2 separate regions of the Homo sapiens genome follow, and region 1 is linked to region 2. The links are chromatin contacts, found by Hi-C or POLR2A ChIA-PET in ENCODE. All regions are on one chromosome and are shown on one strand. The core of a region is the stretch at or near the end of the contact, and the rest is flanking DNA. Distances in the headings are between cores, read along the strand shown.

Region 1 (6,125 bases), core at 686-3,185, 500 kb after region 2:
GCAGTGAGAGAGGACTGAGCAGAAAAACGGGGGATTATCAACAGGTCTTGGTAAATAATTAAATACAGTGAAAGAGGGAGGAGTCAAAGATGGACATGGTTTGATCTTGGTGACTGAGAGGACAATGAAATCATTAAAAAGGGCAAAGGTATTTTGAAGATAATATGTTCTAGATGATGGGGAATATAAGGAGGGATCAGTGTCTCTAGAATAAAATTCAAAAATCCATCCTAGGGAAAGCATTCAAGCCCTCTCTTGTCTGGCTGCAACCTACCTTATCAGTATTAATAACTTTGCCTCCGTCTTGCTACCTACCTCTTGTCAGTCGGGACTCTTGATTACATGTGAAAGAAAACCTCTCACTGGTTTAAGCAATAAAACAGATGCAAGAATTTACTGACTGGTTTAACGAAATTTCCAGAGGAATCTAATCTACATTTGTTTCCAGGCCTCAAACATGTCTTTAGGCCAAACCTGTCTTCAAATCTGCTTTTTTTCCGTGTTGCCTTCTTTCTCAGAATTCACGTGTGGAAAGATGGCTCCAGGTCTCCATTCTCCCAGATTTAAACCCATTGGTAAAGACGTAACACCCTTCTTAGGAACCGTAGTTTGCAACCGAGGATTAAACTCAAATATGCCTTCCCCTTGTGTCCTGCTCAGACCATATGGACTGAGAGTGGATAAATGATAGTTCTTCAAAAGAAATTATCAGAATAGGGAATGAATGCTGAACAGGCAAAAATGTCGACCAAAATATCTTCTGCTATATGATGGGGTAAATTAACAAATCATGTTTTCCCACTCCTGAAAGAAAAATCCTTAGGTGCAGGATCAAGGATCTGAATAAGTGCTTCAGTTTGATGTTCTTTTGCCCAGAGCATACAGCAAGAATTGAAAATGTTTACTGAGGTGACTGTTACTTTAAAGGGAGGATTTTACGGCCAGAAAAGTGCATTTTTTGAAAGAAAAAGATGGCTTTTATTTCAAATCCAAAAGATATTCATTAAAACATAGGAATTACTAGGAATTAAGACTGTAAAGATCTCTTTTCCAGTAGAAGCACTGAAATGTGCTTTCTCATGTGGACCAAATGTGCCTTAACGCATCAAGATAAGTAATTTCCCGAAGATAAGTAGTAGTCACACGTTGTTCCAACGAGGAAATCCATGCAAATTAGGGTCCTGGTTTATTTCTGATGCTTCATTCTCCATCTTCCATTACACTGTCACTTGATTTTTAATAAAAGGGCAAGGGAAAAATCTCCAAATGAGCAAATAAATCCCGACCTCCTTTCGCTTCCCTCCTCTGGCCGAGGGCGCATGCCCTGTCTCCCCAGGCCCACCCACCAAGAAGAAGCAACCCAAGCCGCGCTCCCTCAGGAGATGGGAGAAGATGTTACTGGCGGTCCAGGCGCCTTTGCAACTCTTCTCTCCCAGCACCAGGAGAGGAAACACGAATGATGCCACTGGGGGAAAAAGTCTCCTGCCAACACCCGAAAAATCTAAGCTGGCGTCGGCAGTGTTTTGCTTTGGAAGGGAGAGCGGGTTCCTTTTCTGGCCTCTGGATCCCTCATCCGGCAGGAAGCTCTTCTTCCTCCTCCTAGCCCCCGGCATACGGGGGGAAAGCCAAAGAGCCTCCAGGACCTAAGGCTAGCGCTCTGCCGGCCGGCCGCGCCCTCCACCCGACCAGGCCCCGCCTCCCCGGCTTTCTAGTAACCGGCGCCGTTCCCGGCCGGGGCAGGGAACGGTGCGCCTGCAGAGCCAGATTTCGGCCCAAGGGGCGCGGGAGTCTCTTCGGGCGTCCGGGATCCCCTGGCGCGGCTCCGTGCTGCCTAACGGGGCAAGTCGCATGCGCACCGAGCCGCGCTGGGGAAAGGGAGAGTGAGGGGAGGGGCGAGCGCAGAGCCTCCGCCGGCCGTCTGAGCCCGCGGGGTCGCTGACGACGCATGCGCCGGGAGGGGGCGCAATCACGGACTCGGCTTGCGGCTGCCGGTTTAAAAAAGGAAACCCCGGAGAGCGAGAGCGCGAAGGAAATCTGGCCGCCGCCGCCGCGAGCGCTCCCGGTGAGAGGCGCCCGCCCGGTGGGCCCAGGGCCTGCCGAGTGCCGGTTGGCTTCCTTGGCGGCGCATGCGCGCTCCTGGGCTGGTGGAGGAGGGGAAGGGAAGGGAGGGGGAGGAGGAGCTGGCCACAGGAGCGGCGAATTTTTGGGGGGGTGGGTGGGGGGCGCCACTCACAGCCCCAGGTGCTGCTGGAGGTGGGAGCCGCGGCGCCTCCTGGACACAGGCGGGGTAGTGGTTCCGAGTCACCGCAGCGGGAGACCTGGGTGGGGGAGGGAAGAAGCCGGAGCCGCCGCAAGCCACACGGTGAGGGCGCGGGGAAGGGGAGGGAGCGGGGGGCGGCGTGTGTGGGGCCGGGGGGCGGCGGCCAAGGGTGGGGAAGGCGGGAGCTGAAGCCCAAGTTTGGCGTGTCGTTCTAGTGTGTCTTTTCCCGGGACTTCGGGCCGAGGCCCGCCCTGCCTGAGAGGCCCTCTGGGGCAGCTGGGGTTACCTGCGGGGCAGGGGCGGGAGTGGGGTGCACGGCGGGGCCGGGCGGCTTGAGGGCGCCCGGAGCTGCGGCCGATTCCAGCAGCTGGGAGGCGGGGAAAGACGGGGACCGGGTGCCGAGAGAGCTTTCGCTGGGGACCCGCTAGGCCTTGTGACCCACTTTATTCCTGTCACCACTCGGGCACGTTTGGAGCAGCGCCCAATGGGGCGCCGGGGCGGCCAGCTCCTCCGGGGAACCCCCGCCCTCCCGGCGCCCGGCCCGCGTGCCGCAGTCCGCAGTCCGAACGGCCGCCGTTGCCGGCCGCGGGCTGGTTCCGTTAGTGGTGGTGGTTCCGGGGTTCCGTTCCTAGGCAGCGCGCGGCTATTAGCGTCTGACTCCAGCGACCGCGCGCGGGTTCGAGGGTTGGCGGCGAGGCGCTCGGTTTCTCTTCTTCCGTCCACCCGCGCTTCCCGTTCCCCGTCACCGCCGCTGGCGTTTGTAGATTTCTTTCCGCCAGTGAAGCTGGGTTTTCTGGAGTTGGCTCTGGCGCTCTGGCCCCTGGAGTGTAATTTCCTACACGCAGCGCCGCAGAGTTTATATTCTTTGAAAGTGTTTGTAGCTTTGTAGAGGTCCTCTTGTTGATGGTAGGTGAGCCTAATTCTGCAAGATAAAAGCCTAGTCTCTGACCTGGCAGATGAAAGATCAAATCAGATTGTGGTTTCCTGCTATTAGAATGCCGTGCTATTAGACTTTAAGGCTTTTTAGCCTTCTTTAAAAAATAAAAAAATTTTTACAGTGGAAGAAAAGCACAAGAAGTAAACTTTTACAGTCGTTGATTTGACTATAACGCTGATCCCCCCAAATCAAAGGTAATTTCACTTTGAAGATTGCGTTCTGATTTGTAGCTTTAAGCGATTAGAGAAAATTGTGCAATATTCCCCTCTACCTGTTTGAAAATAAACATTCTTAAAAGGATGTAATTTAGATAATGAATTGCTTTCTCTGAAACTTATCCCTTGGGACACCTCAAATCTGATTGGTTTTCAAAGCTTGGGGGAAGGAAATTAATTCCTGTGATAAGTGGTTGGCTGAACAGAATGTCTTGAAAGGTTAGCCTGTAGCATTAGGAGAAATACCTAATGTAAACGACGAGTTAATGGGTGCAGCACACCAGCGTGGCACATTTATACATATGTGACAAACCTGCACGTTGTGCACATGTACCCTAGAACTTAAAGTATAATAATAAAAAAAGTAAAAAAAAAAAAAGTTAGCCTGAAGAAAGCAGACTGAAAATGTTCTAAAGCTAGGCGTAATCAGTTATGAAAAAAGAATAAGGAAGCTTTCTACGTACTAACATGCAAAGATTGCAAAAATTTGCTATGAAGTGAAAAAAGCAAGGTGTAGCGGTACTTTGTGAATAGTGTGTTACATCTTAAGGGCGAGGTGTAATAATACAAGTTTATGTTTGCTCTTTATATAAAGAAATTATGGGAGGATTTAGAAAACTAACAATAGAGGAGAGGGAGAAATAGTCTGAGGGAATGGTGGGAAATGAGATGTATTATGTGTATGTCTTCATGTTTTCAAATTTTTGTGTGTATTATGGACTCATAAACTGGATTAAACAAAAATCCTCCTCCCCCAAATAATTTGTGTGATTTTTGTTGCCTAATTTATGGTGATTTGAGTCATTTTCAATATGATTGCTTTTCATATTTTTTAGGAAAATCAACTAAAAAGGAAGTTTGGGATACCTTTTATGACTATTTACACTTTAATTTTTAAGATTGCAGAGGTCACAGGCATTTATCTTTTAAAGATGTTTAGTTATATCTTGCCTTGCTAAAATATATGACTGTTTACATTTGGCATTATGGCTGGATTATGCTGCTTTCAGAGTGTAGTTTGTGTTTCCCCCTCCTCTTTTTTTCAGGAGTCATAGATGGGTAAAATTTTACTTAACCCCAAAGTTTCATGACAAACAATTATGAGGAGGATGTGAACATTCCCTTAAAGTGCTAGTAAACTTGATTGTCTAGGTTAGTTTGCTTTTCAGGTTGGGAAACTTTTCTTTCTTTTGAGGAAATCAAACATGAACCCCAGTGAAAGGTAAATTGGGGTGTGTGTGTGTGTGTGTGTGTGTGTGTGTGTGTCTGGTTGTTTCTCATGAAAGTGTACAAAATGAACATTTTTTTAGGACTGGATTGTTGAAAACCTGTTTAATGAGGTTAAGACTGCACAGGCAGCTGTTAGATGAGATATAATTTTGGGAGGGGACCCTCAAACTCCCCCTGGTGACTAATATTGTGTAATGAAAGTAGTGAATAGTGAGTAATGGATTGCAGTTGCTGTGGGCATTTTTGTAATATTACCAGTATTCCTTTTTATTTTGTAGGATAGGATACTTATATTATTTCTGTTTGATATGTAGGTTTTTCTAATAGACTTCTGCAAAGTGTCACTTATTTTTCATTTGAATTCCATGTGGGTCCGTTCAATCTTTTTTAAAAATGGAATTACATTTCAATTTTTTTTTTTTTTGGAGACGGAGTCTTGCTCTGTCACCAGGCCGGAGTGCAGTGGCACGATCTTGGCTCACTGCAACCTCCGGCTCCCAGGTTCAAGAGATTCTCCTGCCTCAGCCTCCCGAGTAGCTGGGACTCTTATTTTTAAAATTACAGAAGTAAATTGATGCTCATAAAAAGTTAATACAGTGTATATATAATAAGTGACAACCCCTTTACATCCACTTCTAGCTCACATTCCTCCCCAGAGGAATCTAGGGAGCACAGCTACTCGTATACCCTTGACTGAAGGGTAACACTGTTAACACCACTGTATGATCTTGTAGATCTTTTTCTGTGCATTTGCAAATATGTTCTTTTCAGCCTTGAAAACGGAATCATCTTGAATGATCATCTGCTTTGCCATTTTGCCTCCAGTATGGGCTCTGTTATTACCTACAGGACAGGGACATGACTTGGAGCCTGTCAGAAAGCTTAACATCTGATATAGACCATAGGTCATACTCATCTTTTCACTAGTGAGGGGCCAATTGTTATGGAGGCATTTGCAGAGTTTGAAGGGAGGTCATACTGATGTGAGTTTTATCTGGTATAGATTTAATTCACTGTAAACTTCGAGCGGCCGAGGTGGGAGAATGGCTTGAGCCCAGGATTTCAGGACCAGCCTGGGCAACATAGTGAGACCTCTTTGCTACAAAATTTTTTTAAAAAAAATTAGCCAGATGGGGTGGTGCACACCGTAGTTTCAGCTAATTGGGAGGCTGAGGTGGAGGGATCACTTGAACCCAGGAGTTCAGCCTTGGTGACAGAGTGACACCCTGTTTTAAACAAAACAAACCCAAAAGGTGCTTGGATTCCATGAATTTTATAGGACTCTTTAGAGTCCAAGTTTTAGGGTTTTCTTTGGCTTTTGACTTGATCGATAGTGTATGGGTTAAACTTTGATTTTTTTTCCTTCTGTACTTGCTTGCAGACTCCTACGAAAGCCTCGTAGATTACACCAGCCTCTTGAGCTCCTCTGAAGTGAACCTAAGCAGACTGTCCTTAACTAAGGGACACTGATACTGACTTGGAT
Region 2 (5,962 bases), core at 2,015-4,514:
CGATCTCAACCAACATTTTTTAAATAAAATAGAATAAAAAATATAAGAATGCATTGCACATTCAAAGTCTAAGCATTACTTCATGAATTTTTTAATTACAGATATTTACAATGTATCTGTATACTGGGTGGCAAAGTAAAATGCATCTCTTACTGTGCAAAAATAAAAGTTTAGGCTGGGCGCAGTGGTTCATGCCTGTAATCCTAGTATTTTGGGAGGCCAAGGCAGGAGGATTGCTTGAGACCAGCCTGGGCAACACAGTGAGACCTCACCTCTTTAAAAAAATAAAAATAAAATAAAAAATTAAAAAGTTTAAAAGCCATTGCTTTACATTAAAATAATGAAAATAAAAATTAGCTGACACTGAGTGCTTAGTTTGTACTAAACATTGTGCTATGCCCACATTATTTTATTTGATCCTCACAAAAATGTTCTAAATAGGATTACTTCCCCCATTTTACAGATGAGGAAACTGAGGCTTAGATTAAATCACCTGCCAAGGATGCAGAGCTAGTAGCCAGTAAAGCCAATGCTCAAATTCAATCACCTGCCTCGAGAACTTGTGTATTTAACCACTCCCCTAAGTACTAGGTTGTAAAATATACCTTTTCTTTATGTAAAAGTTATCCAAAAGGTAGACTTTTTCATGGGGTCTAATTCCAGCGTGATTTTCTGGGGGTACAGTGTATCTTGGAGAAGGTTGTGTGATTCAGGGGAGAAAGCTCTGGGCGTGAGATCCAGCTTCTGTCCCTGGCATTGTTGCTTTAGTGGCAAGGAGCTGGCAAGTCATTTAATCTCGCCATGTCTGGATTTCCTCACCTACAAAACGGGAATGATAATATCTGCCCTGCCTCCCCACAGGCCATTGTGAGAAACTATATGCACATACAACAAGTGAAATGTTCTATTGTGCCACTCAGTTACAGGAGATGATTTAAAATGATGAAAAAAACCACCCAAGAGACCCCATTCTTGGAAGAAACACACATCAACTATGACTGAAAAAGGAGGTCACCAAGCTTTCATCAACTGTATGTGGAAAACCTCTACACAGTTGTTGGCACACAGTAGGCCTTCAGTAAATGTTCGTTGAATAAAAAGTAAACAAATTCCATCTGTACACGTTTTATCCACTTGTATTTTTTTCACCTATTCATTCTTTCTTTCCATGACTACATACTGAACACCTACTGTGTGCCAGATCAGAAATACAGACCACAAAAAAAGACTAAAAGATTGTCCCTTTCCCTGGAGAATTTCAAATTAATGCCAATTAATTGGTCTGAAATTGGGTAAGAGAAAAACTGTAAAACACAGCTTCCTCATCTAGCGATAATAATAACTTACATTTATTATAGTGCTTTGTAGTTTATGAAGAACTATGAACTATTACCAAGAGCTAGCTTTTGTTTCTCACACCAATTGCCTATTGTCAAGTTGGTGTTAGCTTCCTCCTCCAAATTCAGTGGTCGGTAAGTACTGCTAAGTCTTTAGAGTGAAAGTTTCTCAATGTGTTAGAGATGACTGTAAAATTAAGCTTTTGAATACAATGCATTTTAAATAATCAACAGTGGAAAGGGCGATCCAGTAACATGATTTTTTCCCTGCCCACTTCTGAGTTGAAGTGATCTGTAATGCAACCATATTATATTTTTCAAAATGTTTCTTTTTCAAAGCTGCCTTTGAAATTTTTTTTCATATAGGCAATTTTCTCTTGAATATACTGAACAAGGATTCCCTTTTCCCAAAGGATAAAGGAGACAGTAGTGAAGGAGTCTTCTCTTTGTTGACTTTTTAAAAATTACTCAAAACTGACTGTTTTATTCAGATTCCTGAGTCACAAACAATGCCAAAGAACTGTGAGCCATTTTTTATATAATTCCACAATTACTATAGGTGATTTTTAAAGGAAACATTGATTTAACTCACAACTTAATGAATCAAAAATTTGCCACAGGATATTTACTAAGAATCTTTTTCTAAAACTGCCTTATCCTTTGTATTCTAACCACTCCCTCTCCACCACCACCACTTACCACCCCCAATACACACACACACACACACACACACACACACACACACACACACTCCCTCACCTACACCAGATCAGTTTCCCAGCCATTATTCCTAAAACCATATTAAAATTTCACAACACATGGTCGTACTTACTAGGTTTTCTTCCCCCTCCCCCTCCACTGAATCAATGTGTCTTGAAATATATATTCTCTTAAAATTCAGAATTCAGAAAATGATTACGATGTCTCTAACTCAAGAACACATATTATAAAATTCAAAGTCGGCTTCTGTTTACTGATAATCATGAAAAAAAAAAAGCCATACCCCACCCACCGTATCCGTAGGGTTAGGAGGTCCAATCTCGCCACTACAGAGCTCTGCAAGAAAGGACGGTTATAGTGCCAGGAAAACCATCGCAACAAGCCCCGGGCGAAGATAAAGAAAACAGATTTTACACCACGGGCAGCGCGCAGTCTCCTGGCCCCGGCCCTTGGTAAACAGGGGAAACCTTTGTCTTGCCTCAGCTATCAAACTGGTGGCTCATCAGAATTGGGGCAACAAGAGTTTGTGCGAAACGGTCTGGCAGAGGTTAAACAAAGCAATGCAGCTCCGGGGGCGGTGGGGAGAGGGCTGAGCCCGGACGGCGTCCGCGATCCCGGACGGTGAGGTCTGGTTCTGGCCCTTGCCGCGGTCGGGACCGAGCCAGGGACCTGGGGACAGGATGGCGAGGCGCGGGAAGAGGAGAAGGCAGGCGAGGTCCCATATTCTCCGCAAGTTCCCGGGGTGCAGCCCGGCGGCAGGTTCCCCTGCGGGGATCCAAAGCGCGCAAGCCGCGCGCAGGTTCCTCCGGGAGGGTCCGCGCCTCCCACATGGGGACACCGCCCCGAAGCCCACCGCCCGCCGCGCCGAGCCCACGCCCCCGGGGCCAGGTCCCCTGGAGTCCCGGGGCGCTGCGGGGGCCCGGCCCGGAGGGGCGCGAGTGGAGGAGAGAAGCCCGCCCCTGTCCCCATTGTCTGGCTCCGGCCGCGGGCCGAGCAGGCGCTCACCTGAGGTCCCCGCCTGGCGCTCCGGCTGGCAGAGCGGCTGGCCGGCGACCGGCGGTCCCGGGCGGGCGGCGGACTCGGCGGCACTGCGCGCGGCAGCCTCCGCATCAGCAGCCGCCGCGGCAGCAGCACCAGCAGCGCACCCGCCTCTCAGTCGGCCGTGGCCTCCATTGCTCTCCCCACTGCCGCCACCGCGCGGCACTGCGCGCCCGGCCCCGCGCGGCGTGGTCACATGCTCCGCCGGCGCCTCGGGCGCTCGGACCCGCGCCGCCGCCCCGCCCGGCTTCGCCCAGGGACAGCTGAGCGTGAGGCGCCGGCTTCCTTCTCGCGCCCTCCGGGAGTGGCGCACACCAGATGGCTCCCCTCCCCAGGGGTGCCCAGAAACCAGGAGCGGGCCCCAAGGAGGGGCGTGGGGTTGACCAGTGCCCTCCCGGCTTCTGCAAAGCCTGACTCGAGGGAGTGCTGAACTCGTGGGGTCTGAGGTTACAGTGGTGGGCTCACAGCGAGGCTCATCCTGCGTGTGGCGAGAACATTGGACCATCAGTCACCACCCCACAGGTTGCAAATTCGGTCCCTGTTACCCGCAGCAGTCTCTCTAATAGGAGATACCGGGAGCCCAGGAGAAGTTTCGCCCTGCAGAGTCCCAACCACAATAAATGGCACTGGGACTCCTGAGAGTTGAGTAAGTTGGAAAATGCCACCTAGAAATAGAAAGGCTAGAAATTGCATTGCTGAGTCCCTGTACATCCGAACGGAGTGACATTGACAATGTGCATTATTGTCCCCAGCCATAATGAAATTAAATATTGATTTTGATGCTTTAAGGAAAATGACTTCTCCTTTTGTGGGCTAACGAAGAAAACAAGACTTTTCCTTCATACTTTTTGTTGTGACTATGCCAGTGCAACTACTGGAAATCAGTTTCTGGTGATCTTTTTAGTTTACTATGTATGCAAGGATGCTAAAAATAATTGAATATCATTATTAAACAGGAAATTTTAAAGCAAAATGACTAGACAAAAGATGCAAAATACGAAAGATAGCCCTAAATTATACCCAGTATTGAGCCAGATGTCCCAAATGCCAAAAATAGGACTAGTAATTTCTTTTCTTTTTTTTTTTTTTTTTTTTTTGAGACGGAGTTTCTTGTTGCCCAGGCTGGAGTGCAGTGGCGCGATCTCAGCTCACTGCAACCTCCAACTCCCGGGTTCAGGCGATTTTCTTGCCACAGTCTCCCTCTGAGTAGCTGGGATTACAGGCGCCCGCCACCACACCCAGCTAATTTTTGTTTTTATTTTTAGTAGAGACGAGGTTTCACCTTATTGGCCAAGGACTAGTAATTTCACTGCATGACTTAAAGGAGCAACCTTGAGACTGGGAGAATCTAGTGCATGTTACCTTATCCAACTGGTTTATTCTAGATAAACATTTAAGTTAAATATCAGTATAATATATGGCTTTGTATTTTCGTGAATATAGATACTTAGTTCAGTGTGCACATATCCTAAACTATGTCTGCTTTATTCCAAATTAGAATAATGCAGAGTTTTAGAAAGGGTTGAGCAAATTTCTTTTGATTTGAGTTTAGTAGCGTTAGAAGTTCCCAGAAGCCGGCCGGGCGCGGTGGCTCATGCCTGTAATCCCAGCACTTTGGGAGGCCGAGGCAGGCGGATCACCTGAGATCGGGAGTTCAAGAACAGCCTGGCCAACTTGGCGAAACCCCGTCTCTACTAAAAATACAAAAATTAGCCAGGCGTAGTGGCGCATCCCTGTAATCCCAGCTACTCGGGAAGCTGAGGCAGGAGAATCGCTTGAACCCGGGACGCGGAGGTTGCAGTGAGCTGAGATTGCGCCATTGCACTCCAGCCTGGACAACAAGAGAGAAACTCCATCTCAAAAAAAAAAAAAAAAAGAAGTTCCCAGAAGCCAAAAATCAAATCTATGCAGAACATATAGCTGAGATCTTGTTCTTGATATATATTATAGTCTTGCCAACTACATGAAAACACAAACAAATGTCCATATAAAAATTCAAATGTTCATAAGTCAAACGTAGGTCTACTATCTTTTCACTTTGTAGGACAAGGCACCCCAATTCATATACACCCAAAAAATATCGCCGGAGTTCTGGAGAAATGATGCTCATATTGGACCATTCTAACAACTAGACTTAGTGTCTCATGGGCCTCAGAAATCGGAATCCATCAGGCACCACTTTTGACAGGTGCTGTTTTTTTCCCTCACTTTTCAAATACATTGGTTCATAGCAACTATATCCAGGGCTATAACAAGATTGCATGGCACCCTAACCCCAAGTATCAGTCTACTATTCCACGTTTTCGATAGCTAACTGCCTACCAGTGGAAACATTTTTCAGAGGCCATAATACAAAAAAAAAAAAAAAAAAAAAAAAAAAAAGATGCAGAACATCTAGAATTTTTTTTAACACTTAACCATTTAACTGCTGTGTGAGAGGTTATAGAAAATATGTGGGAAATAAATTTCGTAGTTAGACCAGTAGTTTCAGCTGTAGGGATACTTGCACTGTAGGAGACATTTGGCAGTGTCTTGGGCACATTTTTGGTGGTCTACACTGGGGATGGCAGGTGCTGCTACTGGGCATCTACTGGGTAGAAGCCAGAGATGCTGCTAAGAATCTTACAATGCTCAGAACAGCCCCCACAACCAAGAATTATCCAGCCCCAAATGACAATAGTGCTAAGGTTAAGAAACGCTGAGTTAGACCAAGGATTTCCAAAGCCTCTCCATTCTATAATCCACCATGTCTGTGTATCATCCCTTTCCATGACTTTCTGTCCCTCAGCATGAGTCCACTGGATAATTCAATTAACTTCAGATATTTCCTTAAATTTGTAAAATGGGAATAACTGTTCTAGTTCCCA

The links. Hi-C counts contacts between places; a loop is a spot of excess contacts on that map. ChIA-PET counts read pairs that join two places held with the same protein, here RNA polymerase II (POLR2A). Pooled maps may share reads with other maps.
Region 1: a loop to region 2 is called in a pooled map, with 5 times the contacts of the local background. The contact joins the promoter of CLOCK here to the promoter of CRACD in region 2. A Hi-C loop is called at or near these places in 2 of 37 single-sample maps with no recorded cell type and 9 of 50 pooled maps. POLR2A ChIA-PET finds 5 or more read pairs at or near these places in 2 of 52 experiments (H1 and OCI-LY7).

What each region holds. Positions count from the first base shown.
Region 1 is chr4:55,542,719-55,548,843 of GRCh38, reverse strand. It overlaps CLOCK (clock circadian regulator), which reads left to right and starts at 1,935. Exons shown (of 23, transcript NM_004898.4): 1 at 1,935-2,062. LOC124900704 (a long non-coding RNA gene) reads right to left here and starts at 2,979. Exons shown (of 2, transcript XR_007058122.1): 1 at 2,234-2,979; 2 at 955-1,228. RefSeq lists silencers at 1,660-2,029, 2,090-2,189, 2,310-2,939.
Region 2 is chr4:56,046,400-56,052,361 of GRCh38, reverse strand. CRACD (capping protein inhibiting regulator of actin dynamics) reads right to left here and starts at 3,264. Exons shown (of 11, transcript NM_001393381.1): 1 at 3,063-3,264. RefSeq lists an enhancer at 2,693-3,368 and a silencer at 2,899-3,538.